Linked DNA regions of Mus musculus: all the other regions are linked to region 1. The links are chromatin loops, found by intact Hi-C in ENCODE. Cell type or tissue: gastrocnemius. All regions are shown on one strand. Region 1 overlaps Adk (adenosine kinase). Region 2 overlaps Vdac2 (voltage-dependent anion channel 2). Region 3 has its middle 9.0 kb from the start of Gm30108. Region 4 overlaps Vcl (vinculin).

The links. Hi-C counts contacts between places; a loop is a spot of excess contacts. Peaks named below come from ENCODE experiments on the same cell type or tissue, not always from the same donor. Only the 100,000 strongest peaks of a DNase experiment are listed, where the experiment ranks them.
Region 2: it touches region 1 in a loop (4-fold over the local background); 12 of 42 quality-filtered maps call a loop at or near these places.
Region 3: a loop joins it to region 1, with 3 times the contacts of the local background. A loop is called at or near these places in 9 of 42 quality-filtered maps.
Region 4: a loop joins it to region 1, with 2.4 times the contacts of the local background. A loop is called at or near these places in 2 of 42 quality-filtered maps.

The regions. Positions count from the first base shown.
Region 1 is chr14:21,117,045-21,125,044 of GRCm38, forward strand. All of the region lies in intron 3 of Adk (adenosine kinase), which reads left to right. Among named protein-coding and RNA genes, the nearest start is that of Adk, 68 kb to the left of the region's middle. In gastrocnemius, a CTCF peak has its summit at 3,619 (motif pointing right); a DNase peak (open chromatin) is centred at 3,628; H3K4me3 peaks cover 310 bases; H3K27ac peaks cover 3,113 bases.
Region 2 is chr14:21,837,960-21,845,959 of GRCm38, forward strand. It overlaps Vdac2 (voltage-dependent anion channel 2), which reads left to right. Exons shown (of 10, transcript NM_011695.2): 6 at 32-84; 7 at 432-659; 8 at 2,460-2,610; 9 at 5,923-5,980; 10 at 7,187-7,920. The coding sequence ends at 7,278. It overlaps Comtd1 (catechol-O-methyltransferase domain containing 1), which reads right to left. Exons shown (of 7, transcript NM_026965.2): 7 at 7,902-8,000. Among named protein-coding and RNA genes, the nearest start is that of A430057M04Rik, 5.6 kb to the right of the region's middle. In gastrocnemius, a CTCF peak has its summit at 4,068 (motif pointing right); a DNase peak (open chromatin) is centred at 821; H3K4me3 peaks cover 1,174 bases; H3K27ac peaks cover 4,025 bases.
Region 3 is chr14:20,799,221-20,807,220 of GRCm38, forward strand. No RefSeq gene overlaps it. Among named protein-coding and RNA genes, the nearest start is that of Gm30108, 9.0 kb to the left of the region's middle. In gastrocnemius, a CTCF peak has its summit at 4,524 (motif pointing right); DNase peaks (open chromatin) are centred at 4,517, 6,293 and 7,437; H3K4me3 peaks cover 484 bases; H3K27ac peaks cover 4,663 bases.
Region 4 is chr14:21,016,073-21,024,072 of GRCm38, forward strand. It overlaps Vcl (vinculin), which reads left to right. Exons shown (of 21, transcript NM_009502.5): 15 at 3,208-3,316; 16 at 4,407-4,709; 17 at 5,931-6,055. Among named protein-coding and RNA genes, the nearest start is that of Ap3m1, 32 kb to the right of the region's middle. In gastrocnemius, a CTCF peak has its summit at 3,113 (motif pointing left); a DNase peak (open chromatin) is centred at 3,109; H3K27ac peaks cover 1,022 bases.

The sequences.
Region 1 (8,000 bases):
ATTGGGGGCCCTGTGATCCATCCAATAGCTGACTGTGAGCATCCACTTCTGTGTTTGCTAGGCCCTGGCATAGCCTCACAAGAGACAGCTATATCAGGGTCCTTTCAGCAAAATCTTGCTAGTCTATGCAATGGTGTCAGCATTTGGAGGCTGATTATGGGATGGATCCCCGGGCTGGAACCAAACACCCATGGAAGGAGTTACAGAGATAAAGTTTGGAGCTGAGACGAAAGGATGGACCATCATTTGCTTCTCAATTTCTAGAACCCGACTGGTGACTTCAGAATGTCTGTCATTTCCATTCCAGGGGATGCTGCACCTTCTTCTGGCATCAGGCCCACATGCTTATATGTAGACAAAATGTACATATGAAATAAAAATAAATCTTTTTAAAAGAAGCAATAAAACCTGGCATTATTCCGGGGCCATTGCAACAAGAGATAAATAAACTTGATGTAGAGCTGGCTTAGGTCTGATTACAAGAAAGGACAAATGGGCTGTAGCTGAGGAACGGGCTTAGAAGAAGGGAATTGTGAAGAGACAGCATCAGGGTAGGGAAGAGGCGATGACACTGGACTGATCCACACCACACTGATCTGACGGCTTCTTATGGAAGGTAGCCTCAAATGATGGCTGGGAGTGAGGAAACATATGTGTTAATGAGGGTAGAGTTCTCCCACTGCTGGGCTTTTGAGGACATAGCCCAAGGGTTAGTTCAGAAAGGGCTCATCAGATATTACCTAGATTAGAGTTTTCTCAAGGAATAATTTGACTGAGTAGCTAATATTTTCTAAAGCAGAGCCCTCCCTGCAGATGATTGTGGTGCGTGCTAAGATGTGAGAACCTAGGCACAAGAAATAGAACATTAAGATGAAACCTGGGTAATCCCACCATACATTCCAAAGACAAATCTGAAAAACTGAAACAGAATTCTGTATGTTAGTCAGCTTTCTCTACAAAATACTGTCGATACCCTGTGTGTAAGACTTTGCCTGCTTTAGCAGTGTGACCTCTTTGAGACTAGAACTTAAGTATTGTTTTGTATTTTATATAACTTGGAATATTTACAGAAGATTAGATACTGGATTAAAGATAGAAACTGCATTTTAGACTGTGGACTCTGCTACTTGCACCTAAACGATGTGTAATTAAATTACTTAATTGGTGAAAAATTGAGTCTGGTGGTTACTGAGGCTCACCCTGCTGGGTATGACAGTACATTGGGCTAGAAGGATCTAGGTCTCTTTTCATAGGCTGGCGTGTTCTTTCTGCCAAAGGTTGTGCTTGATCTAAATATAGCTTATTTATCTTGTTAGTGAGTCTCAGCAAGGCCCGTTTGGCCAGAACATAAAGAGACTATATGAAAGACGTAACAACATCTTCTCTAAAATGCTTATTTTTATTCAGAACTAACTGACTTTTGAAAAAATATAGAGAATAAAATCCAATTTTGCCCACCAATCTTCAAAAAGAAATTATGACTCTCAGTAGTGTAGCGTATTGCTTTATAACCTTTTTTGTGGGTGGCGATGTTTTCTGAGCAGGGTCTCACTGTATAGTTCTGGATGCTTGAAACTTGCTCTATGGACCAGGCTAGTTTCAAATGCAAAGAGTGCTGGGATTAAAGGTGTGTGCCACCAGGTCCGGCTTTAAGGACAATAGAAATGGCATCCTATCCAGGCGTTTGAGTGGGTATTTTTTTTTTTAACATATGTGCCCTTTCCATCTGTGTGTGTAGATAGGGTTTCCTGTGATTGATTGTGCCATGGTGTACTTGGTCTCCGTCTCTACCTCATTTCTAACTTGCTCCATTGCCACCTTTTAATTTTGCTTAAAACAAACTTTCCTCATGTTCTTTTCTTGGTTCTGGTCCCTCTGAGTTCATCCATGTCTTTATATATGCATGTATGTATACTGTAGTTTCTGGAGAGTCATTCAGATCCTGTGGTAAGAGAAACGGACTGATAGCGTCTCTTGTGTATGGGCAGAGGGTACCACTGGAAAGCCTGTGGAGAGTGCTTTAATTCTAGTGAGTCTTCCTTGCTATGGCCCCAGGAGGCAGCATCCATGGGTTTTTGTTTTCTTAGGTAGAATTTTCCAGTACTATACCAGCAGAGGCTAAGACTTGGCTACCAGCGTGCCAGGGGTTCAGCTACTTCAGGAAGAAATGTTAATGAGCTAGGATTTTACTTACATTTTTTAAAAGTAGAAGTAAGAGTTCCCTGTGTCCTCCCCCTACCCCCCCCCCCCAATCTTCCAATCAGTCAGGCTTGTTGCTTTGTACTTGTGTCTCCTCTCAGGGACGTGGGACAGATACCTTTTTTCTTGCCCTGTTAGCTTTGGTTTTAAATTTGCTCTAATGTGCTTGTTAATTATCGTTTCTTTTGCTTTAAAGTTTTAACTTACTAATGACATTTTCTTTCTTTTCTTTTCTTTTTTTGCAAAAAATATTCTCTTGAATTTATTCACATTTTAATACAAGGAGGAGAGATCAAGTTTATTTTAATCTTTTGTGTTAAGGCAAAGTCAGTGATCACAATTTCAAAAAACGTATACAAACTGAGGTGTTTATTTCTTTCCCATTAGGAGAAGGGAAAAATTAAAAAGAAAATTGCACTGACTGGAAGGTTCTCAGTAGAAAATAAGACCACTATGATATATGATTAAACCAATAGTTGTTGGAAATACGTCTAGCTAGTGCTCGGAGAGATGGCTCAGTGGGCATGGTGCAAGCGTGGGGCCCTCGGGTTATCCCTAACACCTATGTCAAAGCCAGGACGCATGCGTGGCTAACCCCAGCACTGGTGCAAGTCGGGTGGAGACAGGAGGAAGTACACACTGTGAGCACCCACATACTGCATTCACACAGTTATACAAGAAAATAAAGTTAGGTCAGGGAGTATGGTACACTTTGTTTTGGGCTTTGATCCTGCTTTGATTACCTGTAAAAGGTAGATATAAAATTTACCAACTTAAGTATCTGCTTTTTCTTTTGTTTCCAATTCCTTCATATTCCTTTCTGTAGGCGGTTCATGTCTATTTTAGTTCATGACCTGATTTGTGTTCTGGACAATAACCAGCACACTCTGAGTATTCAGAAAGCTTTCCCTGTTAGTGACGCTTGGGATCAGCCTTAAAACATTCAGTCACTTATTTAGTCATACTTTATATGTAAATATAATATGTAATACATATAGTGGTTTATAAATATATTCAGAAATATAATGTATATAATATATAAATATGCATATGAAACTTAAACAAGTAATCAGTGCTGCTGCCTTTTGTGAAAAGGATTGCTCATATTTCTTTCTCTTTATTAGATTGTATAAATTTAATTTTTATAGTAAAGTTGGTACTTGAAAACTATTGAAGACCACAGGCTAAGTTCCGAGGTGATTTTTAGTCCTAATGGCAGTCTAATAGTGCTATTTAGCTTCTCAGCAGCTAAAACAGTGCCACGATCTTGATTCAATTTCCAAGAGTACTTTTGCTTGCTAACTTGATTACATTTCATTATTCTTTTGTAGTAATATTTTATTATTTCCTCCTGTTGCAGTTTTAAGAAATATTTATAAGGTCAATGTGGAAAATTATGTTAAGACGAAGGTGATAGCCACCAGATGGCGCTGTTTCACCTCTTTATGACATTGTGATTAATAAGTATATAATAAGCATAGAAGATCTAGAATCATTTGGACATACTATTTTGGGGACATGGATGAATTTTTTAAGAAGGAAGTATTCAAATATCATAAACTTGAGTTCATTTTTCATGTTAAGCAGTAGTGCTGTAATTAGCCTGTTAGAGAATCTACTTGTTTGATACTTTGTTTCGGCTGTACAAACAAAGCTTAAGCTGTGTGTGTGTGTGTTTGTGTGTGTGTGTGTGCGCACACACACAGAGACATACAAGGTCTCAGTGTGTAGCCCAGGTTGGCCTTAGACTCTCTTCTCTTCTTGTCTCCTGTTCTCCAGTGCTTACCTCATGTGCGTGCTGCCCAGAGACGCTTTTGTTTTGAGGAGCTGAAGGTTAAACCACAGGTTGCCAGACTCTGAGCTCTACCCATAGTCCTGAGAAACAACTCCCCCCTTTTCTCTTTTCCTAAAAGAAATTCTGATTTTTTTTTAAAACGTGTATGTGTGTTTTGCCTGCATATATATTTGCACCACATTTGAGTCTGGTGTCTGTGGAGACTAGAAAAATAGCCCTCCTTTCTTTATTCCAAGTGTGGGCCATTATGTCTGATTAGAAAATTACACTTGGTTGCCAGTAAGTTCTTTAGTTTTATAAAGTTGAAAGACAACTTTTGCACATGTTCTTATATGTTTGGAACAAAATAACTATGTGGTGCAATAATTATGTCGACTTAACCAGTTGAATGACCGTTGTAGTCACAATACCTAGTTGATGAAATTCACTTCTCCTTGAACTTAGATCACCCTGTCACAGGAGATGGTTTTAAGATTTAAACTGTGGCCGAGAGGTGGTGGTAAGATTTAAACTGTGGCTGAGAGGTGGTGGCGCACGCCTTTAATCCTAGCACTTGGGAGGCAGAGGCAGGCGGATTTCTGAGTTCCAGGACAGCCAGGGCTACACAGAGAAACCCTGTCTCGAAAAACCAAAAAAAAAAAAAAAAAAAAGAAAAGAAAAGAAAAGAAAAGGAAAAGAAAAAGATTAACCTGTATATGGTGGGACATGTCTGTCAGCCTTGTGCTTGGGAGGGTAAAGCAGGAGGATGGTTCCCAGGGAAAAGAGGGGACGGGAAGGTGACAGAGAGAATGAAAATGTGTTTCTAACATCTCACATTGTGTGTGTGCATGCAGAAAGCCTCAGAGCTCCTTCTGTTTCCATCTTCCCTTCCCCCAAGCTCTAGGATTGCAGTCCTAGACAGTCACACCTGACTGTCTACATGGCTGCTGAGGATTCAAACTCAGCGTTCTCCCGCTTGTGCAGTGGGCATGCTTACTCACTGAACCGTCTTCCCAGCCCCTATCAATCTATATTTGTGCCTGGCCATGAGAGCGAAACATAAATGCAGATGCCATTGGAAGCACTTACAGAATCACTGTTGTATGAGATCAGGCTTTCTTACCTTTCAGTTGAAGTTAGAAAATTTTCTTATAGTCTTTAACTTTGTCTTTGAATAGCAATGCTATGACTGAATTTTTATCTCTACCAATGAGGTGAGGTACTATGGTAATACTACTGTAATGCTTGATTTGAACTTGTTTTAATGTATTGCTGTTTTTTAAAGCCTTTTGTCATAGTTTTACAGTCCTCATAGACCATGCTGCACATTCAGTAGAGGACTTACAGATATTTCTCATTCTAGTAACAATACTTATGTTAAGTATTATGGTAAAAGGGGAATTATTAAACTTTTCCCTTTGGTTGATGTGGTGGTCTGAATATGCTTGGTCCAGGAAGTGGTACTATTAGTAGGTGTGGCCTTGTTGGAGTAGGTGCATCACTGGCAGAGGGCTTTGAGACCCCCGTTCTAACCACTTGAGAGCCAATCTTCTAGTGTCCTTCAGATGAAGATGTAGAACTCTCACCTCCTCCTGCATCATGCCCGCCTGGAGGCTGCCATGCTATCTCATGATGATAATGGACTGAACTTATGAACCAATAAGCCAGCCCCAACTGAATGTTGTCCTTGTAAGAGTTGCCTTGGTCAAAGTGTCTGTTCACAATAGTAAAATCCTAACTAAGACAGTTGAGAGTTATGCAGTGACATGTAGCCTATACTTTTAAGTCCTCTGCCTTTTCGAAATCTGTTAATATTATTATCTCTAGTGCTTGGGGTGGAAGCTGGGCTCGTGTGTGCCAGCTAAGCACTCTACCTCAGAGTTGTATTCCCCACTTCCAGAATTGCTTCATATAGATACCTTAGAAGGATTACGTCACTGAAACTTTTGGAATCAAAGTAATGCTAATAAATTCATGTTCTCAGGTTTTAAGTATTGACCAGGCTATTGATTCCTGTTAGAAATGTTGGTAAATGGATGAATGAATCGAGGATTTGTGGCTAGTTGGTGTATGTCCTTCAAAATTCTCTTGGTATATGTTTGGCTAAATTGTTGAAAATAAATTTTTACTATGATTTTAAAAAGTAATCTGGTTTGAGTCATTGCTTCTATTTTATTTTTTTGTAGGACAGTAAAGCTGAGAATTTTTCTGTTTTCTCGTTTTAATTATTGTTTTAATTATCCTGGAAGAAAGTTAGTTTTTGTTTCTGTTATTACTGGCTTTTGTTTGTTTTTGCATTGATTTTTTTTGTTTGTTTTGGGCTTTTTTGTTGTTGTTGTTGTTGTTGTTTTGAGACAGAGTTTCTCTGTATAGCCCTGGCTGCCCTGTAACTCACTCTGTAGACCAGGCTGGCCTGGAATTTGCAGAGATCCACTTATCTCTGCCTCCCAAATGATGATTAAAGGCATGTTCCACCATGACCTAGCTGCTATTGGTGGCTATTTGAAGAGATAAAGACTTTTAGAGGAACCCTGCCTGACCAGTGACATGGGTTCCTTCTGGTCTGGGCCGGAGCCCTGATCAGACCTTGGACCCGAACTTTGCAGCCAGTCCCACAACACCCAGAGGAAGTTCCACTCCCAGGCACTCAAATTCACCCAGAATCATAGGATCAGAGGTGAGAAGGACACAACATCTATCCCAACACCACCAGGAGTAACTGGGCCCTGCGGTATCCAGGGACACAGGAACTCCACCTGACCAGTGGCATGGGTTCCATCTGGTCTGGGCCAGAGCCCTGAATAGATCTTGGGCCGGAACTCTGAAGCCAGTCCTACAACACCCAGAGGAAGCTCCACTCCCAGGAGCTCTAACACAACACAGGATTCCCAGGGGCTTGGTCACCCCAGGATCTCAGGATCCCAGAGGCAGCTTTACTCCCAGGAGCTTTGACACAACCAGGATCACAGGAAGGACAGGCTCCAGTCAGATATCAAGGGCAGGTAGCACTAGTGATAACCAGATGTCTGGAGGCCAGCATAAGAACATAAGCAACAGAAACCAAGGTTACTTGGCATCATCAGAACCCAATTCTCCCACCATAGCAAGTCCTGGATACACCATCACACCAGAAAAGTTTTGGACCTAAAATCACTTCTTCTGACGGTGATAGAGGACTTTAAGAAAGATATAAATAACTTCCTTAAAGAAATACAGGAGAACACAAGTAAACAGCTAGAAACCCTTAAAGAGGAAACACAAAAATCCCTTAAAGAATTACAGGAAAACACAATCAAACAGGCGAAGGAAATGAACAAAACCATCTAAGATAAGATCTAAAAATGGAAATAGAAACAATAAAGAAATCACAAAGGGAGGAAGCCCTGGAGTTAGAAAACGTAGGAGAGAGATCAGGAGTCATAATTGCAAGCATCACCAACAGAATACAAGAGGTAGAAGAGAGAATCTCAGGTGCAGAAGGTACCATAGAAATCATTGACACAACAGTGAAAGAAAATGCAAAAAGCAAAAAGCTCCTAACCCAAAACATCCAGGAAATCCAAGACACAATGAAAAGATCAAATCTAAGGATAATAGGTATAGAAGAGAGTGAAGATTCCCAACTTAAAGGGCCAGTAAATATCTTCAACAAAATTATAGAAGAAAACTTCCTTAACCTAAAGAAAGAGATAACCAGGAACATACAAGAAGCCTATAGAACTCCAAGTAGACTGGACCAGAAAAGAAATTCCTCCTGTCACATAATAATCAAAACACCCACCAGTCAAAGAATATTAAAATCAGTAAGGGAAGAAGGTCAAGTCACATATAAAAGCAGACCTATCAGAATTACACCAGACTTCTCACCAGAGACTATGAAAGCTAGAAGATCCTGGACAGATGTTATACAGACCCTAAGAGAACACAAATGCCAGCCCATTCTACTATACCCAGCAAAACTCTCAATTACAATAGACAGAGAAAACAATATATTCCATGATAAAGCCATACACAACCTTTATTATGT
Region 2 (8,000 bases), 720 kb after region 1:
CTGAACATGAATTCTTTTTCCTCTGAAATAGATTTGTCAAGGTTTGAAACTGACTTTTGACACCACCTTTTCACCGAACACAGGGTAAGTGCTGGTGTTTGGTGTGCATTGAGCTTACAGGCCTTGTCTGCGCTTACAGCGGCATCAATTCTGCCTTTGACCACTGCTCGACACTGCCAGGGCCTTGCTTTCAGAATGAACTCTCATTGTGGCCACGCTTCCTACCGTTTCTGAGGCCGTTGTGATTGCAAGTTGTACACAGCACAGCTCAGTCCTGTTAGCCCATGTGGGTTGTTTTCTTTAATTTATTTGGCTGTTTTTAACCCTGTAATTGTCACAGTGCAGTTTGTTTAAATCTGTTTCATGCCAACCATGCAGTTATATGTATAAATCTTTGTCACCTGTTTCAAATAAGTGTCTTCTTTTTCCAGAAAGAAAAGTGGTAAAATCAAGTCTGCTTACAAGAGGGAGTGTATAAACCTCGGCTGTGATGTTGACTTTGATTTTGCTGGACCTGCCATCCATGGGTCAGCTGTCTTTGGTTACGAGGGCTGGCTTGCTGGGTACCAAATGACCTTTGACAGTGCCAAGTCAAAGCTGACAAGGAGTAACTTTGCAGTCGGCTACAGGACTGGGGACTTCCAGCTACACACAAATGTGTAAGTTCCTTACGAGCTGTTGAGGTGCAGGTTCTCAGAGGATGGTGTGTGACACCATGTCTTTTGATGAGTGTTTAGTTTGAAGGATTTCTCTTGCCGTGGGTGGCCCTCAGAAGCATGTGCTGTGGATGCTTGTGCCGCTCATGCTGTCAGGCTTGGGTTTATGCCTTTTGTAGAGGTGTTAGCCTTGGCAGTCTGCCATCAGTGCCTTCTCTGACAGAATGACCTGTGGGATGTGGGATCCTGGGTTGATAGGACGATCTTAACATCCTCACTCATGCTGTTCGGTGAGTTGTGGAGCCTCACACCTTTAATCCTAATTTGGAAGGCAGTGGCAGCTGTATCTTTCAGAGATTGAGGTCATGTTAGTCTACATAGTGAGTTTAGGTTGGCTAGAGCTACATAGTTCCTTTCTTAAAAGAGGGGGCAGGGTATGACATTTTTACCCAACTCAAGTTAGATACTATAGAAAGGACTTAACTGTTTTTTCTTTGACAAAACTGTATACTTTTAAAAGATTTATTTATTTTATGTATATGCGTGGTCTATCTACATATATACCCGATTACCAGAAGAGGGGGCATCAGATCACATAGATGGTTGTGAGCCACCAGTGTGGTTGCTGGGAATTGAACTCAGGACTTGGAAGAACAGCCAGTGTTCTTAACTGCTGAACCATCCCAGCCTTGACAAAATAGTATACTAGTAAATAACGGGAGCACAAAAGAAAACTTTCTCATAATCCTACCAGATAGACACATAATTTAAACATTTTTTGTATGTGTTTATCTGTTTGTTAGGGCACATATGTAGAGATTAGTGGGGAATTGAGTGTCCCAGGGATTGAGCTCAGGTCCTTAGGCTTGGTGGCAAGGTCCTAAAGACCCTATAAGACACCTCTCTACTCCTAGATAACATGTGGCGCCCCCCCCCCCCCCCCAGGGTTTCTCTGTGTAGCCCTGGCTGTCCTGGAACTCGCTCTGTAGACCAAGCTGGCCTCGAACTCAGAAATCTGCCTGCCTCTGCCTCCCAAGTGCTGGGATTAAAGGCGGGCGCCACCACTGCCTGGCCGATAACATAGCTTTTTGTTTTTTTTAAAGTCTCTTGTGTGGCCCTTCCTGACCTGAAACTCACTGCCTAGATATATATAATCTTATTTATATTTTGCTGTTCACTTTTGTGTGTGTGCACAAGTATGTGTGTGGTGCTGCTTGGGAGTTGAATGCAGGGATTCATCTGGATAGGCAGAATTCAGTCATTGAACCACAACCTCAATGTGTGTGTGAGTGAGTGAGTGAGTGAACCTCAATGTGTGTGTGTGTGTGTGTGTGTGTGTGAGTGAGTGAGTGAGTGAGTGAGTGAGCAAGCGAGCGTTCCATACCCTTAATCCCAGCACTCCTGAGACAGAGGAGGACGGATCTCACTCTACATAGTGAGTTCCAGGACAGCAGGACCATATAAAGAGACCCTGTCTTAAAAAAAAAAAATAAGGGGGTTGGGGAACAGAAGGATTGTGGGGAAGGAGTCTAGCCTGGGCTACAGAGTAAGACTCACCCTGTCTCAGCCACACCAGAAAAGACTTGACAGTTTTCAGTGGAGCTTCATAGACTAGCATGAGTGATGCCACCCTTCCCTACCCTCAGCTCTATTGAAGGAACCCAGGGTTTCTGGCACACTAGGCAAGCACTGTGCCTGTGTTACCTGCTCAGTTCTAGTAGTAGCTACACCTGCTACAGTATTGCCCAGTACCTTAGAAGTGGTTACTGTCTATTTTAGATTCTAATTCAAAATATCTTATAGAAATAATGGGACAGAATTTGGAGGATCAATTTATCAGAAAGTATGTGAAGATTTTGACACTTCAGTAAACCTCGCTTGGACATCAGGTACCAACTGCACTCGTTTTGGCATTGCAGCTAAATACCAGTTGGATCCTACTGCTTCTATCTCTGTGAGTACCTCTTGGGCTTAGGATGGGGCTTTCTGGTTGTGGGAATTACTCTGGGATGATGTAGAAACCTTCCCTGGGATTCATGCAGTCCCATGTTTACTGATGGGATTGGAATTGGAATACTCCTTTTCCTATGGAAACTGCGATAGAGGTTTGACTTGCAAGCTAGATCTCTGGTGATTTGGATGAAAATGGTGTGCCCCCCCCCCCCCCCATGCACTGTCTCCACTTGGTGAGAATGTATTAAGAGGTGTGACCTTGTTGCAAGAGATTGGGGTAGATTTTGAGGTTTCAAAAGCCTCATGTTTATGGATCAGATGTAAGCTCAGCTACTTCTCCAGCACCCTGCCTGCCTGCCTGCCTGCTGCCATGCTTCCTTCCCGCCATGATGGTCACGGACTCACCCTCTTGAATCAGGAGCCCCAAATTTAAGTGCTTTCTTCATAAGCTACCTTGGTCATGGTGTCTGACCACAGTAATAGAAAAATAACTAATAATCACAGAATAATAATTGATAAATAAAATAGAAAAATAATAATGGGGCTGGAGAGATGGCTCAGCAGTTAAGAGCACTGACTGCTCTTCCAAAGGTTGTGAGTTTAAATCCCAGCAACCACGTGGTGGCTCACAACCATCCGTAATGAGATCTGATGCCCCCTTCTGGGGTGTCTGATGACAGCTACAGTGTACTTACATATAAATAAATAAATCTTTAAAAAAAAAAGAAAAATAATAACAATCACAGAAGTTCACTTACTTAGAGAGCTGATTGAGTTAGTTTTGCTAATATGCCTAAGCTCCAGGTAACCAGCATGTGGAGCCTTGCTTGGGTGGCTTGTATTTTTGTTGGAGAATAATAGTACTTTCTTTGACTTTGTCTTTTTATAGTTTATAAAGTACCTTTAGATTTTATCTGAGAAGTCACTAGTCTAACACCATTTTTACAGGTGAAGAGACTCTAGTTTGACCGAAAGAGAGGACTAAATATTACGTTTGGTGGTGGGGTGGCGTGGCGTAAGTAAAGCCAGGACTAGACCTAATGTTTTGACCTTAATCCTGTCTAGGGCGAGTAGAATATCTTACTGGGAGGGACTGTTGCCTAAAACCCTGACCTCCAGGACTTCCTCCCCTCTGCTAAGGGCAAAATGAGATGGCCACTCTTGTCTGAATCTTGGCCCTTTTCTCCTGTTTCTGTCTTTAGTCACAGTGGGTTGAGATAGAAGTGCTGTGAGGGGCAGAGAATCGGCTTCCAGTTCTGGTAGCTCATCAGCTGTTCCTGTGTGTCAGGAACGGTCTGTACTGTATGTGCTAGGATGATGGGAAGTTAAAGTCAGGCAAGTTACTTCCGTTACATAAAGTACTCTTGAACTCCAAGGACAGTATGTTTTGATACCTTTTAAAAAGTTATTTATTTTATGCATGAGTGCTCTTATGTGCATGTACACCTGCATGCCAGAAGAGGGCATCAGATCTCATTATAGATGGTTATGAGCCCACCATGTGGTTGCTGGGAATTGAACTCAGGACTTCTGGAAGAGCAGCCAGTGCTCTTAACTGCTGAGCCATCTCTCCAGTCTCGAGTTTTGAAGCTTTAAGCAGTTATATTTTAGCCCTATCTTTTGCTTTATGTTTAAAGATTTATAAGCAGAGATAGTGTGAAAAGTACCCAGAATGCTTTTCTCTTTTACCAGTCAGTGGTGCATCTGTGACTGGTACACTCTTCTCAGCACAGTGGTCTCTTTTACATTAAGTGTTCTTGTCAGATGTATGCTTGTGGCACTATGACAGATGGTATGCCAGCCATCAGAAACACCTTTCAGCTCACAGTCCTTGTGGAAATAAATACAGCATTTCACACCCAAGTAGAGCAGCGCCAGAAGCACTGGTTTTATCTTGTGTATGACAGGACTAGAGTCACTGAATCACTGCATATCCACTCACACAGCACGCTGCTGCTGCTCCCTTTATACCTGTAGCCCCAGGATGCTGAGGAGCTAGCTCTGGGGTTGAGGGGAGGGGAGTGGGCTCCCCCAGCCTCTTCCCCCCCCCCCCCCCGCTTACCTGTGCATCCTGTGGCTTGCAGGCTATTTGTGTTCTGTATTTGTAGGTGAAGATGTAACAGTTTGGATACCTCTGTTAGCATGAAGGTGGCTTAGTGGAGATGTTAGCTGAGGTCGTGGAGACTGACATTAGAAGGAATGTGGGTCGTGCATGTTCCTGCCCAGCAGCCCTTTGGCTTGAAGAGTGAAAGACACACACCAACAAATTTTGATATGCCTTGACTAGCTCAATGGCTGGGCATTTCTAATCCTCCCTGTGGCTAGCACACATTTTCCTTCCAGTATTCCTGGCTTTACACCTTCTAAATCTATGTTTTACTTTTGTTGTCCTGTTACCATCTGGGCAGCATCTCCTCCCTCCCCGGCCCCCCCCCCCCCCACACACACACACAGAGGGCTGCTTTCCCTTTCCACCTACATTGCTGGATGGTTTTTCCTCTGTGGCTCTTAAATCTCATTCCTCTCTCTGGAGTCATGGTGATTCTCTTCTCCCCTCGGTCCCTTGCCTTCACAGTCTAAAAGTCCTGTCCCATCTCCTTGCCCAGCCATTGGCTGTATGGTAGTTCTTTATTATCAGTCGAAGGCAGCTGGGAGCAGGAACTCTTAGTGCTGGGAGCACGGCTTTTGGGAGCCAAAATAAGACAAGGCATTAGAACCAGTTCCCAGCATGCCGCTTAACATACTTGCTCTCCAGCGCTCCTCTGGGCTCTGGAAGGCCTGGGACCGCCATCCTAAATTGTCAGGGAGATAAGGAGTTGATAAACCATGCTCCTCGTCAAGCCTCAACTAGTTAAAGCCAAGTCCAGCAGCTTAGCGGTCAGAGTGTGAGGAAGGAAGGAAGCCAGCCAGCCAGCCAGCCAGCCAGCCAGCCGTGAGGATGGAGGAAGTAGTGATGCTGAGCTCATAAACTTCCTACTATGTATTCAAAGATGGCTCTCACCTCTAGTGAGTCTGACAGGTGCCATCAGTGACATAGTTACTTGTTTTTGTGAGTTTTTTTAGTGTATTTTTTAGGCTGTGGATTATGTCAGGAGCTGTATACACATCCTAAGGTGTGTAAAGAATATCAGGTTCTGCTGACGATTGGATTTTGAATTCATATCTAATGTTCAAGTGGCACTTGGTGTTTACTTAGTACATAATAATATTTTAGTATCTCATTGACCTAAAGGCACAGGCTTCACAGTTCCATGATGGGGAAATTTCCAAGAACTTTGTCTCCCTTCAGAAATGTTTTTTTCTCTCTTTCTAGGCAAAGGTCAACAACTCTAGTTTAATTGGAGTGGGCTATACTCAGACTCTGAGGCCTGGTAAGTATCTTTGATAAATAAGTTTTGTTTTACAGCTCCCTCTCAAATCCCTTTAAAAAGATTCATTTATTTAAGTTTATGTATGTTTTGTCTGTTGGTATATCTGCACACTAGAAGAGGGCATCTGATCCCATGGGATTACAGATACAGAAGGGTGGGTGATGGGAATTGAACTCAGGACCTCTGGTAGAGCAGCCAGTGCTCTTAACTGCTGAGCCGTTTCTCCATTTGTACGTTATTTTCAAAATTACATTTTTTTTTTTTTCCTGAGACAGGGTTTGTCTGTGTATCTGGCTGTCCTGGAACTCACTCTGTAGACCAGGCTGGCCTTGAACTCAGAAATCCACCTCCCCTGCCTCCCAAGTGCTGGGATTAATGGTGTGTGCCACCACTTCCTGGCTTCAAAATTACATTTTTAGTTTATTATTTTGTGACCCTTTTAAGCCTCATAGCTTATCACACCTGCCCCTCCCCCTTACTCCTTATTTAAGTGCCTGCTCTGAATAAGCACTGCTGCCTCATTGTAAAAAGCCCCACTCTTCACTGTTTTACCATTATGTAGTTCCTCACTGGTGTCTACTGTCTCAGGTCAAAGGTTAGTTCCCTTCAGGTAACAGATACCAGAGCAGCTCCAAACTTGGGCGTGGTCTGGGTCATATGCAGCTTCCCACCTTGTAGGTCTGAGATGGAGAATTTTGTATTTCTAATGGGCTCTGGAGCTCACAGCTGCTTAGAGCAGTTGATCAACAAGGTCCAAAAGCCCTGGTATCCCAACTTTCCTAATGGGGCACCTGCTTCCCCCACCTACATTTTATCTAGACTTTTAAAACCTAAAGAAAATGAAAGTGAACACTGAAGGGGCCAGTTCCCGACGTGCTATCTCAGACGAGCACTAACTTACCTACTGTGTCCTGTGTCCCTGGGTGCCTCTTTTAGGCTTCAGTTGTGATCTGGTCTCCAGTGTTAATTTAGTCTGAGTAGTCCAGTGAAGACGGTTTTTAGAACATGGCTTTTAGGGCATTTTGAACTTGTTATTTATTACTAACCTCCCTGTGCCCTCAGATGGTGTTGACCATCAGTTTTTAGCACCACTGTTGATCTAGGTGCTCTCTGCTGGCTGGAGTCAGTGTGGAGGCTGCGTGCTGAGGAAGGGCCGGCAGGGTGGAGTGCTCTCAGGCCCATCATGGTGGTTTGCTTTGTTCACAGGTGTGAAGCTTACACTGTCTGCTCTGGTAGACGGGAAGAGCTTTAATGCTGGAGGCCACAAACTTGGGCTTGCCTTGGAATTGGAGGCTTAATCCAGTTAAAAGAAACCTCTGGGAACGAATATCAGAAGATTTGGCCTTAATATATTTCCATGCGACCAGCAGGCTCCCCTTCCTTCCCCCAGAAGGTGATCACATCAAAGGATGATGAAGCAAGAGCTGTATTTTAAATATTTAGACAGTCACTGTTGGCTGGTTCCTAGTTGGATGGTTATCAGTGCTGCCGTGGTGCGGCCCCCTATACATTATTTAAATGTATTTAACTGTTAAATGTGCTACCCACCAATGATGAAATAGACGTTTATGAAAACCGTGCCATGGTGTGCATGTTTGTTTTATGTTCCTTTTAACATTGACTATTGTACTGAATGAGATGGATCAGTGGCTGTTTTAAGATGAGGTAAAAGATTTTTTTTTGTTATATTCACCCATCATTAGAATTACTTTGGTAACCCCAAACATGACAAATTATGAATAAAACAAGTGTACATAACTAATGGCTCACGTATGTGCAGTTACAGATTGCCAGCCTAGGGTCTAATCTTCTTGGCAAATACTTTTTTCTGGTGAGCATTTTGCTCTTTACCTAAACCTGTGCAACCAAATTCCTTGTGTCCCTAGCATAATCCACGAGGTCTTTGAGATTACAATAAAATACAAGGATACATACTTTAATACTCTGCAGTTTCTAAGTTTGTGCAAAGTTAGAGTGAATCACTGTTAACCCATGGATGATGAAGGGAGATGCAGGGGTG
Region 3 (8,000 bases), 320 kb before region 1:
GAAAAACAAAACGTCACGCAGTGGTGGCACACACTTTCAACCCCAGCATTTGGGAGGCAGAGGCAGGCAGATCTCTGTGTTTCAGGACAGCCTGGTCTACAGAGTTAGAACTAGCTCCAGGACAGCCAGGGCTACACAATGAAAGGCCATAGGGATGATTTCATGGGATGTAAATTGAAACCTTAAAGTCAATGTGACCTTAGCTTCAAAGGCACTGTGTCCAGACTTTACTCAGAGGTCAAATCTATCCACCCACCCACACATCCACACATTCATTCATCCATCCATCCATCATCCACCCACCCACCCATCCACACATCTATCCATCCATCCATCCATCTACACATCCATCCATCCATCCATTCACATCCATCCATCCATTCACATCCATCCATTCATCCATCCACACATCCATCCATCCACCCACACATCCACACATTCATCTATCCATCCATTCATCCATCCATCCATCTATCTATCCATCCATCCATCCATCCATTCACACATCCATCCATCCATCCATTTGACTGAACACTTTGCTCTGCTCTTCTCACTTGGAACATAGGAAGGAAGAATCCAGCAAAATCCCTGCCTTTGTGGAGTTTACATTTCTATAGGAAGGCAATGAACCAAGAAAAGTAATTTCAGACTCACTTCTACTGCTGAGAAAGTAAAATGAACTTATGGCGTTTGGTTCAGGTACCCACATGGTATCTCACAACTGCCTTTAACTCTAGTTCCAAGGAGTTCAGTGTGCTCTGGCCTCCGAGGGCACTGCAAGCACACATTGCACATCACACACACACACACACACACACACACACACAAATAAAAACTATTATTAAAAACTGTCAGTATGGGCTGGAGAGCTAGCTCAGCAGTTAAGAGCACTGGCTGCTCTTTCAGAGGTCCTGAGTTCAATTCCCAGCAACCACATGGTGGCTCACAACTGTCTGTAATGGGATCTGATGCCCCTTCCTGGTGTGTCTGAAGATAGCAACAAATAAGTAATTCTTTTAAAAAAAACCCAAAAAAACTGTCAGTATACTTGAGGGGTAGAAAGGAGACTCTGGTGTAGAGTGGCAAGAGAGAGAGAGAGGTGGGAAAGCACCTACAGGCCCTAGTTAAACTGCACTGCCCTTTTACAACCAACCTCGAGTTCCTTCAGGGTCTAACACTCTGAAGCTCCCAGGGAGCCCACAAGGAAGACTGCTTCCACTCTCACCCACCATGATGAAACCTGCAACTCCAGCACAAGGTGAGAAGATTCCTCCACCAAGGACAGACATAAGTCTCTGCCCGAAGCTGGACATTCTGCTGTTACTTGGTCAACACAAAGGAGAGTGAGTGTTAGATATAGGTACAGGCTAACACTGCAGTGCTTCAGAGTCTCTGAGGGCAATACTCCCGGAGAATGGATGGACAGTGTCCCCTCAAGTCCACTGATAGTTGTCTCCCTGCTTTTGTAAAGCTTTAATCCTAACTGACATAGAAGACAGAAAGGTGGCTCAGAAATAGACTCTCCAAGAAGATGTACTTACCAGAAGCAAGAAGAAAATAACAAATTGGGTATAAGAAAATAGTTGTCACAGCAACCTCTGGGGCTTTGAAAAAATGCCTGTCTTTAGATGGTTCTACCTACACCACGTCCTATGCTTGTCCTTCAGTTCTCTCTTCCAGCACCGCTTTCTCTGAGTAGCAACCAGGGCTCTGACCCTTTGATGGGATCACATTTCTGTAGTGACACCCCCCAAAGCACCAACCATCACTGCTTCAAAGCACTTGTCCCAAGTACAACTTTACAATTGCTTCTATGCCTCTAGGACTCAGGAGGTCAGTATCTGTTTCTGTTTAACTCTAGTACCTGGGGTGTAGCAAGAACTCAATAAATGCCTAGACTATATATAAAAGCTGAGCACTTTGGGGCTTTTAATAGCAAGTAATTTGGATAAACAGAAACACTCGAAGTAGGAAGAAATGGAAGGAGAAGTATGTTAGTTGTTAGAGCCGAAGTAGAGGGAATATTGCCAGTAGAAAGGACAGTGTAGATCGGGTGCTGAAATAAACACCAAGGACTTGAAAATGCTTGGGAAACTGGGTAGTCAGGCTGAACTCAGATCCCCTGTGTATAACTCTACTTAGGTTTTTGTTTTGTTTTGCTTTTGAGTTAGGTCTCACTAAGTTGCCCTGGCTAGCCTTAAACACACTCAGTAGCCCAGGGAATTCTTGAACTAGAGAGCCTTCTGCTGTAGCCTCTTGAGTAGTTAGGACCATAGTCTTGTACTACCAGACCTTAGCTATCATCATCATGGATTGATTAATTTGGATTTAGAGCTTGTTGAATTTGAACGGATACAGGACATTCAAGTGTAAATGTCTGATGGGCACTATGGTAACTCAGGCCTGGGACCTTGGTGCCTCAGGACCTTCCTTAGAGTCCAGAAACTTGGACCCTGCCTTTCTCCCTTGCCTATGAGCCCACAATAGCCAGATAACCCTACTTTAATTCTCATATTTTTATTCATCTCCTTATCATCTATTTTAGTCTCTTATATGTAGTTTTTTCTTTATGGGGCTGGAGAGATGGCTCCGTGGTGGAGAGCACTGGTTGCTCTTCCAGGGGACCTGGGTTTAATTCACAGCATCCTTGTGTTGGCTCTCAGCTGTATGTAACTGAAGATCCAAGGGATCCAGCAGCCTCTTCAGGCATCAGGCACACACACACACACACACACACACACACACACGCACGCACATGCACGCGCATACGCAAACATGGTACACAACTATGCATGCAGGTAAAACACCCATACACATAAAATAACTAATTAATAATAATATATATTAATAATTTATATTAATAATATAAATTAACTAATTAATAAAGTTTCTTTGTGTGTGTGTGTGTGTGTGTGTGTGTGTGTGTGTGTGTGGGTGTTTCGAGACAGGGTTTCTCTGTGTAGCCCTGGCTGTCCTGGAACTCACTCTGTAGACCAGGCTGACCTCGAACTCAGAAATCTGCCTGCCTCTGCCTCCCAAGTGCTGGGATTAAAGGTGTGTGCCAACATGCCTGGCTAATAAAGTTTCTTAATTTAAAATGTTGCTATATGTTTTTAATTCCCTTCCTTTCTCTTCCTTTTCTTTTCTTTCTTTTCCTTTTTTTATTTTTATTTATTTATTTTTTGTTTGTTTATTTTTCTGTTCGTCTGAGACAGGATTTCACTTCAGACTGGACTTGGCTTTGAGGCAGTTCTCTTGTTTAAGCCCTTTAGAGTTAGGATTACAGATGTGAGCCATCATACCCCATCAATTATATTTTCAAGGAAGTATTTGAAATTGTATGTATTGTTAGTATGTGGAGGGCATGTGTGTGCCCATGGTGTGTCCCTGGGGGTCACAAGACAACGTCTGTGGGGTTGCTTCTCTGCTTCACCTTTCACATGGGTCCAGGGACTGAACTCAGATCCTTAGAGTCAAACAGCAAGCACTTTACCCACTGAGCCATCTCGCTGACCCACAGTGGCGGCTTCTTATTTGTTTTTTTGTTTTTTTTTTTTTTTGGACAGTTTTCAATATGGAGTTGTTTTCTGTGTGTATATATTTACTTATTTCTCAAATATTACCCTAGTCTTTATAGCAACTTGAGAAATTGAATTTTATCATCCCCATTTTGAGGGGACCGAAGCAGGAGGGTGTTTGAGACTGGCCTTGGCTACAGAGCAATCACAGGACTGAATCCAGCCTGTGCTACAGAGGTCCTGTCTTGAAAAACCAAAACCAACCAGACAAAAATGAAAACAAACAAAAATCCCACACCCTGAAGCACAGAAAGCACTCTGGGCTTTTCTAAACTCAGCCTTTGAAATAGTTGGCAGCTGATAAGGGGCTCATTTTAGAGTTGTTGAGAGGGTGTTGGTACACACCTGGGATAGATCTTAAACTCATGACCTTCCTTCCTGCTTTAGCTTCTCAAGTGCTAAGAATGCAAAAGTGATCTACTATGTGTGTCTTGTAAGCTTACTCAAAAACTCTTATAGTTCATTTTATTTTGAGGCCAAACGTGGTAGCTCTACTTTTAATCACAGCACTTGGAAGACCAAGGCAGGAGGATTGCTGGGAGTTCCAGACCAACATGAGCTACTTGGCAAGTCACCATCTCAAACAAATAAACAAAAACTGAAAAGAAAAAAAAAAAAAACTTTTTTTTTTTTTTTTTTTTTTTTTTTTAGCTTTCTCACTGTGATCATAGGTTCCTTAAGGGCAAGACTCCCTCACTCCTGATAGCTTTCAACAGAGCACAGTGTACTGTACATGATGCAAGGTTTTGAATAATTGATTTGTTGAATGGATGACCTATTATTCCGATAGGGTCTGCTTATCTTGCTGGTGGTATGATTTGACTGATCTCCCCGCCCCCGCCCCCCATCTAAGAACAGAGAACACAGAGATCCTGCCTCCCTCCACAGTGAGGAAGCGAGGCTCCTTTATGAAAGCGCAGTGACTCTGTTGTCCACTAGGGGACGCTTTATGCCCGATTTTAGAGAGCCAGCAGGCCTGCAGACTTCACACTCAGCTGACCTCCACTTAAGAGGAGTCATTTACAAAGCCACTTTCTCCTAGGTTCCATGACCCAGAGATCCTCTATGGATGTCTCCAGCTTTGATTTCTTCCGCTCAGATTCTTGAATCTGGAATGGGGTACAGAACCAAAGTTGCCAATAGCAGCCAGAGTGTACTGGCAACTTCTAGTCTCCCCTCCGTCAAGCAAAAAAGTACCAAATCTCTATCATGGATCTACCGACACATACACTGTGCCATGCAGTGTGCTAGACTCTGAGACTAGCTTGTGACCAATCCAAACTCTCTCTGCACCCCCCCCCCCCGTCCCCCAACCCCTGTCGCAGCTCACAGGCTCTAACCCGGAACGCATGCAACCCTCTAATTACCACATCGTGAGATAAGCTGCTGACGTGATTTCTATTCCACAGTTGCTTCTCACTGGGTCTCATTTCACTGTGGATTATTTTATGGGACATAAGGCTTTAGAGAAACAAAATAAAATCCAGAGGCAAAGAAAAGTATTTGCCCACAGTTGGAAAAATCAGTGTCGAGTATCTGCAGTTCTGGAGGTAAAAGGATTCCCAGGTCTCCCTGCAGTCGGAGGGATTGTAATGAACATCGGAGATGAGAGGCACCAGGCCGTCTCCGTGTAGCTTCCCTGTTCTCTTTTCTTCAAATGGGTTGGGTGATTTTCTTGGAAAGGAAGGACATTTTCGAGATGTTGGGGTGTAGTCCAGTCTGACTGGTTTCTTTACTTTTTTTCTCTTTATTTTTTATTCATTATTATTTTGTACTGCAGTACTGGTGTTTGAGCCCAGGGCCACATACATGCAAGGCAAGCATCCTACCACAGAGATATGCTCCTAACCTCTGCTCCCTCCGGCCTTTCTTGCTCCTTCTCTCAGATTATCTGTCAACCTATGGAACTCTGAGGCATGCATGCTCTTTCACCCAGAAGCCGGAGGTCAAGGAAATCAGGGCAGAGCTGGGGAGATGAGGTGAACACGAACTCAAAAGCCGATTGCTACAGTTACTGATAAGGACAGATGTCTGGGGGCTGAAAGGTACTTCCTTCCTTCTTTCTTTCCTTCCTTCCTTCCTTCCTCCCTCCCTCCCTCCCTCCCTCCCTCCCTCCCTCCCACCCTTTCTTTTTCCTTCCTTCCTTGCGGAGTCTTCCAAGATGAACCTTCCAAGATGAACTTAACCTGCCGTGGTTTCTCTGAAACGGGTATTCTCAAGGAGGTAAAGGAGGGTAAAAATCTCCCCCTGCTTAGTGGTCACTCTTCTGAGCATGGACAAGGGACTCTGAGGACCACGTGCTCAACATTCCTGAGAAGTACCTCTGAGTCAGAGCTCCAGAAACAGCTGAGGCAGCTTCGGGCTGGAGTCTTGGCTCTCTGTCCTCTCTTTCTGTCCAAAAGCAACTCTCTCACTAGCTATTTGGATGTGACCAGAAGCCCAAGCAAAGACCTGAGGTAGAAGCGTGGCTCAGCCAAAGTCTATAAAATGGATTGGGTCTCTGCATCCCCTCTAGAGTGCAGCTGTATGGTAAAGGCATGCCTGCATCCAGGGACATCTGTAGTGGGAAGTCCAAGGGGTAGGTGGAAACCAACCCAGTGCCCACAGGTCCTAACTCCCAAAGTAGCTATTGTTGGGCTGCCTCTGGGAAGGGGGTCATAATTAAGATTTGGCTTGAGTTAAGACAGCATCATTCCCTGGGAAATCTGCCAGCGTCTCCTCACTGCCTGGGCGTGGGGCCCGGGACATGCCAGGGCAATACCAGAGAGCTGACTCAGAGGGGGAAAGGCATGGAGGGGAACAGAAAAACCCTTCCTATCCATCAGCCACGAGAAGAGGCAAGGCACACTGTGAGAGCCCTGTCCTGCCAGACCAGACCACCGACAAGCTCTTTGTTGGGTCCACTCTTAAGAACAAAGTCTCATGAAACTCCATATTGCTTGAGGTCACCAGCAGACAGCAAGAGCCTGGCCCTATTCTCTAAGTTCCCATTTTCCTGCAAAGATGGCACTGCTCTAGGCCACTCAGTGATTCAGGCCTGTTCGTACCACTTTTAAAAGACTGTAACCTTGGGCAAGTCACTTACTCTGATGAGACTAAGATTCTTCATTTTTCAGATGGATGAACAATAACTGCCTGCCTCATAGGGCTGCAGCAAGGATCCCATGAGATAATGTCTACAAAAGCACCCTGTGTCGTTATAAAGCACATTTCCAATAAGGTATCGTTATTGACATGATTGACCCTGACACAGGGATTGTAGCCTCTGAACCCTGAACCATGGAGTCCTCTTTGATTTTTTTTTTTTTTTTCTTTTTCAAGATGCTCTGAAGCAAGTGTTGAAATCCCAGTTCAGTCCTGGGTTCAGAAGCCTTGGCCAAGGCAGCTTCTTGGTGCTGCCATGCCCAAGGGCCGCTCCGAGCTGCTATCCCCAACTCCAGCTTTGCTAAACTGGTTCTTTCTCTTTAGTCAGACTCCGGCAGCCAGTGTGCCTGCAGTGATGACAAAGGAACCTAAATAGCGCACGCTCTGCAAACACTGCGGGCTTGGGCAGAGTGCGTGGCCTGTTACCCATAGGCCTGCCTGTCACCCATAGGCCTGTCTGGGCACCCCAGGCAGGTGCAGCCCTGCACCCTCAGGGTCTTGTCTGCCTTGCCTTTTGCAGTTCTAGGATGACAATATCTCCTGTCAGCACTATGGGTGGCGAACTGGATGACTACCTAGAAAGCTGTTTGGCTAAAAGCACCACTGAAGGGAGATTACTGTCCCTTCTACCAGCCTGGTCCCCTTGCTCCCTTGGGCCCCCTCTTTGTGCCAAGAGGCCAAGTTAGCCTTGCTAAGAGCATGGGGAGCTGCTGCCGTGGCCTTGTTGGAAGCGCTGGCACGCGTACCAGGAAAGTGTAATTCTGAGGACCCAGCAGCCAGCTGGTCCTGGCATGTCACGGTGGCTACAGAACCAGTTTGGCATGTAGCTATTTGGGTGCCTCCCTGTGGGTCATTGTGCCTGAGATTTCCCAAGGGACTTCGTATGACTTACTTAGGGAGGAATGGTGTCTGCTGTGGCTAGATTGATAGAAAAAAGTCTGCAGCTGGGGCTATAGGAAGGAACCACCATTCTGGTGGCAGATGACTTCACTTTGAGTTCTGCTCTCAGTCCCCTTATTCCAGCAGGCATTTCCAGGCAGCGTGAGTCTTATCCTCAGGACATTCTCACCCAAAAATTACCCCCGGTACACATGGTGCACATGGTACACATGATACATATGGTGCACATGATATACATGGTACACATGATATACATGGTACATATGGTGCACATGGTGCGCATGGTACACATGATACATATGGTGCACATGATATACATGGTACATGTGGTATACATGGTGCACATGATATACATGGTACACATGATATACATGGTAC
Region 4 (8,000 bases), 100 kb before region 1:
ATCTCTTTGAAGAGATTAAAAAAAAATAGGTGTTTCCATTGCTTATTTTTCTTTTGTATCTAACTGCATAGCTAACTCAGGTATAGTTTCTATCTAACTGCATAGCTAACTCAGGTATAGTTTCTATTTAACTGCATAGCTAACTCAGGTATAGTTTGGTATCCATCATTATGGAACCAAACTATAGCCAGGAAGTTGGGAAACAAAAGGCTGGAAATGAGAGTTCTGATAAATCAGCCAGCTTCCCCTTCCCTCTCAAACCCCTCTTTTCTGAAGCAGGCTTCTGATTTGTAGTCACACTGGACTAAAATGATCTAATGCGAGGACTACAGGTGTACTAAACCACACCTGGCTAGCTTCCTTAGACACATTAGCTCAGCATTCAGTGTGAGGTTTTGCAGACTTGCTTTTCCCCCATCTATTAATACAGAGAAATCTTACTGGGAGTTCTGCTGGGCTGTATAAGTCTGTGATTCTAGCTTTTTTTTTTTTTTTTTAAAGATTTTATTTATTTATTTTGTGTATATGAGTACACCATTGCTCTCTTCAGACACATCAGAAAAGGGCATCAGACCCCATTACAGATGGTTGTGAGCCACCATGTGGTTGCTGAGAATTGAACTCAGGAACTCTAGAAGAGCAGTCGGTGCTCTTAACTGCTGAGCCATCTCTCCAGCCCCCTGATTCTAGCTTTTGTTGAACTTCTCTGGGGAGGGGAGGGAAATGGTCTGTGTGTGTGCCCATGTTGCCTGTTTCTCTGGTTTCCTTCCCTTTCTCTTTCCCATCATTAGGAATGGAACTCAAGGCAAAAATACCTTCCACCACCATGGAGTTACATGCCTCAGTCCATGTGGAAAAGTCACACTCGTTTAATAAAAAACAAAAACGTTGTTAAGAGTGGATCTTGTTATGAAGCCCAGGCTGGTCTTGAACTCACACCATTTCCTCTAGTGTTGGGATGGAGGCATGTGCCACTATGCTGGCTTTATCTAGCCTTTTCAGAAAATTTCATAAAATACGAACTTTTTTTCCTGTTTTTACCATCTATTAGCATAACACACATGCAAACCCATATGCAGCGCCCTCTGGCTGAGGGCACAGAAGAGAATGTCATCAGTTCAGGTTGTAAAAGCTGATTTATTTATTATATTGTTCAAATGTTCTTTCTTTTTTTTATTAAAGAGATTTTCTCTAAAACAAATCTTCATTTTTTTTTATGTGTATGAGTACACTGTAGCTGTCTTCAGACATACCAGAAGAGGGCATCGGATGCCATTGCAGATGGTTGTGAGCTGCCATGTGGTTGCTGGGAATTGAACTCTGGACCTCTGTAAGAACAGTCAGTTCTCTTAACTGCTGAGCCATCTCTCAGAACAAAAGTGAGATTAAAAACAACAACAACAACAACAAAAACCAGAAAAACAAACAACAACAACAACAACACCCCCAGAAAGACAGAAGTTTAAGGGCTACAGTCATTTGGGCACAATAAGTCTCCTCCTTTTCTGAATTATTCAGAAAAATCAACTTTTCCTTTACTTTTTTCTACCTCTATTCCAACATGTTTTCTTTAACACTTTGGGCTTTCCTGCCAATATTTTGGTTTTGCTTTTTTTCTAAAGCACCTCTCCTTCCCATGTGCTGCTTGTCTCCCATGTGTTTGACCTCTCTGCCAGCTTAGATGGCTTCTGTCTTCTCCTTCGTTCGACTCCTCCAGGTAGCTGCTGGTTTTACAGCTTGCCTGTGCTGTGCTTTTTGTTTTAAACTATAATACAGTTGTCTTTGTGCTTCCAAAAACAAAAACCAATGCAGAAAACTAGACCTAAAACTCCCGCTTTGGAAAGATCGAGGACTTCAGAGACAGATCTGGGCTCAGATGTCTCCTAGCTTCTCCTTCTGTGATGCTTACTCCTTCACAGTGCAAAGTTTGAGGAATAAACACACACGTGTATGCACTATGCACTGCCAGGCACTCAGGATTTCTTCCCCCAACACCGACACTGACTGCCTGGGAACCTCTTGGGTGTCTTGATTTTTGTAGTTTGGAAGAGAAGATGTTAACCTACCTCACCTCTCATGGGGTTGTAGTAAAGATTCCGTATGTATGAATGTGAAAGCAGTTTGTGAAAGCAGATATTTTAGTTAATGTTATTCTAAAAGAATTTTGAGTAATTGGTTAATTGTGTATTTTAATCACTATTATTCATTAATCAATTTGAATAATGTTTTGTTGCACGCTGATATTCTATTTTATAGACAAGGTTTTACTATGAAGCCCCAATGGCCTGGAATTTCACTGTGTAGAATGGATTGGTCGTGAACTCAGAGTTCTGCCTGCCTGTCTCCCCAGTGCAAGGATTAAAAGCATGTGTACAGCCCCCAGCAATCAATCAATCAATTAATCAATCAACCAATTAATATCTCTCTCTCTCTCTCTCTCTTTTTCCCTCTTCCCTCTCCCCTCTCTCTCCCCTCCCCTTCTTCCCTCTGGCCTTGGTATGTAGATTGTCCAGGCTACCATTTCAGTTTGGAGTCCTTCAGCCTGCTTTCACTTCCAAGTGCTGACATTTAGGGGATTATACCACCACATTCAGTTTTTTTTTTTTTTTTTTTAAGATTTATTTATTTATTATATGTGAGTACACTATAGCTGTCTTCAGACACTCCAGAAGAGGGTGTCAGATCTCATTATGGATGGTTGTGAGCTACCATGTGGTTGCTGGGAATTGAACTCAGGACCTTTGGAAGAGCAGTCAGTGCTCTTAACTGCTGAGTCATCTCTCCAGCCCCCACATTCAGTTTTTTAACACAAATTTTGCCTAGGCTGCATTTTGAACTTGAAAATCCCCTGCCTCAAGCTGGAAATTACAGGATTGAAGTACCTTGTCTAACCACATTTATATTTTTTAAGATGAAAGAGTTGATATCAAGACATCAACTATTAAGTATATGCCAGTTTTGTTGTTCTTCTGAAATATTAAATGAATGCTCATTTACTTTGACACCTTATTTTTTTCTTAGAACTAGGGAAGGGCCCACTCTGGGGTATGCTCATGGCATCAGACTTAATGCATTTAGCCTGACGAGGCTTGCCAATTTTGGTTTTCTGGTGCCATCTATAGGTGAAATGGAGAAAAGCTTTACTCTGGGTTTGTATTTGGACTGTGCTGGCACCCTGGAATTTGAAAATTGCTTTGTTATTGACAGGTCATCTCCGCTGCTCGGATCTTACTGAGGAACCCTGGTAACCAGGCTGCTTATGAACATTTTGAGACCATGAAGAACCAGTGGATTGATAATGTTGAAAAAATGACAGGTAGAGTTCTGCAGAATGCCTTTGGGCTGATGCATGAGTTCTGAGGACCTCAAGCAGGACCGGTTATATCAGCTGTAATTGGATAAAGGGACAGTCAGAGCTTGACAGTGTGCTGGGCTCTGATTAGGCTGTTGAGCAGTGGCGGCTTCTCATTCAAGCTCTGCTACTTTGTTGGATGAGAGGCTGTGTGAGCGTCTTTATTTGAGAACCGCCCTCCGGTGTGATGTTCATTGTTATAGCCCCTATCTTCTCTTTGAATAGTGTCTTTGCTCAGTCCCAGCTAGAGTTTGGTTTCAGAGGCTGGGAGGCGGTGTTTGTGGATACAGTAAGTGTCCCTGTCATTTTCAGAGGGTTCACATTTCAAGGAACCACAATAGCTACCATTTAACCCAGCTTGTCTCAGAGTTTCCTCCAACTTATCAACTACATAGTTCTAAAAAAAAAAAAAAAGAGGAGACATCTGTGCCTGTACGACTGCAGAAGTGCCTCTGAGTTCTCTGTAGAGGGACAGGACAGAAAGGCAGAAATGAGGAGTGTAGGCTCTTCGCTGTCCCTGTAGAACCTGCTGTCAGGGGTCTACAGCAGTCAGTGATGAAAGCGGAGCTCCCAAAGTGTCGAAAGCTAGGTAACAGAAGTAAGAAACAGGCTGTTAGGTTACTGGAGTCCTCCGTGTGGCTCGTCTTGGGCACTTCAAGCTGCCAACAATCAACAGGTGGTGGAGAGTGAGCCCGGAAGGGAGAGAGTGTTATTAGCAGATACTGTGCTGGGGATGCGGTGAAGGTTTTAGACTCAGTCCGGTTCCTCCTGATGTCTTTGCGTGTCTGCTTGTCTGTGGTGGATTTAAGAGGGCCAGTGACCACGGTCAGTATAACTCCTGAGGCCAAATGACCTTCTGGGCTGTACTGCTTGCACTTCTGTTTTTTAAAGTTATTTTGTTCTCTTGAAAGCTCTCAATTTTGTAGTAAGAGCTTTGAACTGAGAAGAGAATTCTGAGTGTTGTACTTTCTCATGAGATGCAAACAGACAACAGTGTTTTCAAATCTTTGTTCTTCTAAAAGCAAATTCAGCTCCATTTCTGTTCTCCTGACAGGGCTGGTGGACGAGGCTATTGATACCAAGTCTCTGTTGGATGCTTCTGAAGAAGCAATTAAAAAAGACCTGGACAAGTGTAAGGTAGCCATGGCCAATATTCAGCCTCAGATGCTGGTCGCTGGAGCAACCAGTATTGCTCGTCGGGCCAACCGGATTCTGCTGGTTGCTAAGAGGGAGGTAGAGAACTCTGAGGACCCGAAGTTCCGAGAGGCTGTGAAAGCTGCCTCTGATGAACTGAGCAAAACAATCTCCCCCATGGTGATGGATGCCAAGGCTGTGGCTGGAAACATCTCTGACCCTGGTAAGGAACAGTGCATGGTGCCTTTCATTCCAATTGCTAGGCTAACTCGGTGGAAATAGGAAAAGAGTAGCTATCCACAACCAGGGTATATAAAATCGGGGAGGGAACATATGGACAGTGCGTGGTTTGGTGCTCTCTCTCTTGTCATCTCAACACCCAGGAGGCTGAAGCAGAAGAATAGCTGTCAGTTTGAGGTCAGTCAGGGCAGAGTTACAAAATGAGTTACAGAATGCAGACATTTAGGTTTTCTTCTGTTCAATATTTTTACGGTCTTGTCAGGCCTTTCAGTTTCTGAATCAGGTTCTCTACCATTTCCTGATATTGTCTGACTTGCTATCCCTGCTGATAGTCCTAATTTTGGAAACTTTAAAATAAATGCTAGTTATCTGCCAACCATTTAGTTCATGAAGTTGCTACCACGTCTCTTTTACTTTTCTTGCATATAATGATCTTTCTCTTTTCTCTGTAGAGAATTTTGTTTTTGTCAGATCTAGAGAGCTTCAAGCAACTTTGGCCTCTTAGGCCCTACATGAGAGAATTTGAATTTTCTTCAGCTACATTTTGACCATAGTTTTAGTACCACCAAAGGAGTTAATAGTTGCAGCCACTTCTTTGGGTTGCAAATCATGTATATTCCTTTCTTTTTGGAAAGCAACATTTTCCATCTCATCAGTGAGAATCTAGGCTGCTAGACTCACTTCTGGCCTCAGCAGACTCTTCCTCAAATTCCCAGTCCTCCATCTCTGTGGATGGATTTTGTCTCCTCCTTGGAGTTTCTCATAGCTTAGCAGTTCAAGATAAGGGTTAACACGCTGAACGCCAACTAGAGCACAGATGTAGACAGAAAGGTGAGATGGACTCTGGGGAGTTAGGAACCTAATCTGAAACTGCCATCTCCCATGCTCTGCACTCCTCAGACCTATCTCATGACCGCCTCATCATAAGAGAAGTGATGGGTACTGCCCAAGCCAAGCATTCACACCCAGCGTTCTCCAAGAACTCGTTACTTTTACAGTCCAAAGGCATCCTCACCACTGTAAGAGCAGCCATCCTGTGACACTTCCTCAGGGCCTCTGACTTGTCCTCCTTCCTTTTTCCATGCCCATGATTCCCCCCGGCAGCTCCACATCCAACCTTGTTAGTGGGAACCAGTTCTTCTGCTGGACAGGCAGTGCTCTGGGCACTGACCTACCCAGCTGAAAATGAGTGTCTTGTGTTTAGGCCTGCAAAAGAGCTTCCTGGACTCAGGATATCGGATCCTGGGAGCTGTGGCCAAGGTCAGAGAAGCCTTCCAACCTCAGGAGCCTGACTTCCCGCCTCCTCCACCAGACCTTGAACAGCTACGAGTAAGTAAGCGCAGAGAGATGGGGAGAATTGAGCAGCAAGTGGCAGCATGTGTGAGAGGCAGGTCTGCTTTTACAGTCTCCATTTCCAGGTGGCTTCTGTAGCTTTTATGTGATTAACTAGAGGCAGGTCTTGATTTTCATTCCTAAGTTGAGTGGAATCATAAGCCAGCACTTGTGCATGAAATTCCATGAAATTAGCCTGTGTGACAGACAGGCTGAGAATGGAGGAGAGGTAAGTGCAGTTGGGATGAATTGATGAGATGTGACTTGTAGTAAATAGTTTGTACATGCGTGGTGAGACTTGCTAAGGAGAAAATTGCAGAATTAGAACCTTGTTAGGTTCTTGCCTTTCTCTCTCTTAGTAACAAAAGTAGTATTTACTCCTAAAAATTATTTAAAAATTGTGTATGTGTGCACTCTCTCTCTCTCTCTCTCTCTCTCTCACACACACACACACACACACACACACACACACACACACAGAAGTACATTTTCTTGAGGAAGACAGAGGTCAACTTGGGTATTGTCCCTCAGGAGCCATCCACATTAGTTTTGGAGCCAGGATGTCTCACTGGGATGCAGGGCTTGCCATTTTTTGGGTAGGTTAGCTGGCCAGTGAGCCCAAGAGATTTGCTTGTCTCTGCCTCCTCAATTATAAGCACATACTGCCATGCTGGGTTGCTGCTTTTGTTTTTTTTTTTGTTTTTGTTTTTTTTTGAGTCAGAGTTTCTCTACATCGTCTTGGTTGTCCTGGAACTTAACTGTAGACCAGGCTGGCCTTGAGTTCACAGAGATCCACCTGTCTCTACCTCCTGAGTGCTGGAATTAAAGGCATGCGCCACCATTGCTGGCCCATGATGAGTGTTTTACTTGGGTGCTCAGGATCAACTAGGGTCTTCATGCTGGCATGGCAAGTACTCTCCTGTCTCCTTAGACCAAGAAATGGTTCTGTGTTTTTAAATCTGATTCGAATTTCAAATTTTTAAAACTTAAAAAAAAATTTATGCGTATGGATGCGTCGCACTGCTCGTATGCCTAGTGCCCTCAGAACCCAGAAGAGGGTATTGGATGCCCTGGAACCGCAGTTGTAGATGGTTGTGAGCAGCCATGTGGATGCTGGGAATTTGAACCCATAGTTTCTGGCGGAGCAACAAGTGCTCTTAACTGCTCAGCCATCTCTCTAGGCCCTCAAATCTTTTCGTAATTCTTTCCCATCAAGTAGCATGAATACATTTATCATGTATCATCTTTCCCATGATGTACTTGGGGAGTATCTTTTAGTTATAGATCCTAGAAACAAAAACATTGTGTAATGATCATGTACACAAGTATTTACTCCAAGTAATAAGTCTAGAAACACGTTAAGACAAGAATTATATTTACTTCCTTTGGTATGTTTTCTTATTTAATGTCAGTAAAAGAAGTCAGGTTGGTTAATGACTAAATTGGGTCACTATACATAAGTAGGATTGGTGGTTCCAGTTTTCAACATTTCTTTACACTTTCCAATGAGGCTTTTGATGATGAGATTCCTGGTAAGTGGCTTCTTTGAGTCATGACATTTAGAATTAGGGACATTGAGATCACATGGCAGATGTAGAACTTGAGGCTCCAGTGGGAAGTTACTGACTCTCATTTGCCCTTTGACAACCAGAACCAGAACCAGGTCTTAAATCTTCTATGGGGATTGGCTTTGGGAATCGCTGATCTGGTAATGTTATGTATGCCTCCTATGGGATATGAGCAACACATAGCTGCTGGTTTCTTATAGAGAAAAAAGTTTTTATTGATATTGCACAGATGTCCTCATGGTTCAGTGTTGATGGTCTTACATGGTGTTTTTATTGATATTGCACAGATGTCGTCATGGTTCAGTGTTGGTGGTCTTACATGGTGTCTACGTGGGCCCATTTCCTAGGCTGGTTTTGGTAGTAGCTTCCTGGGC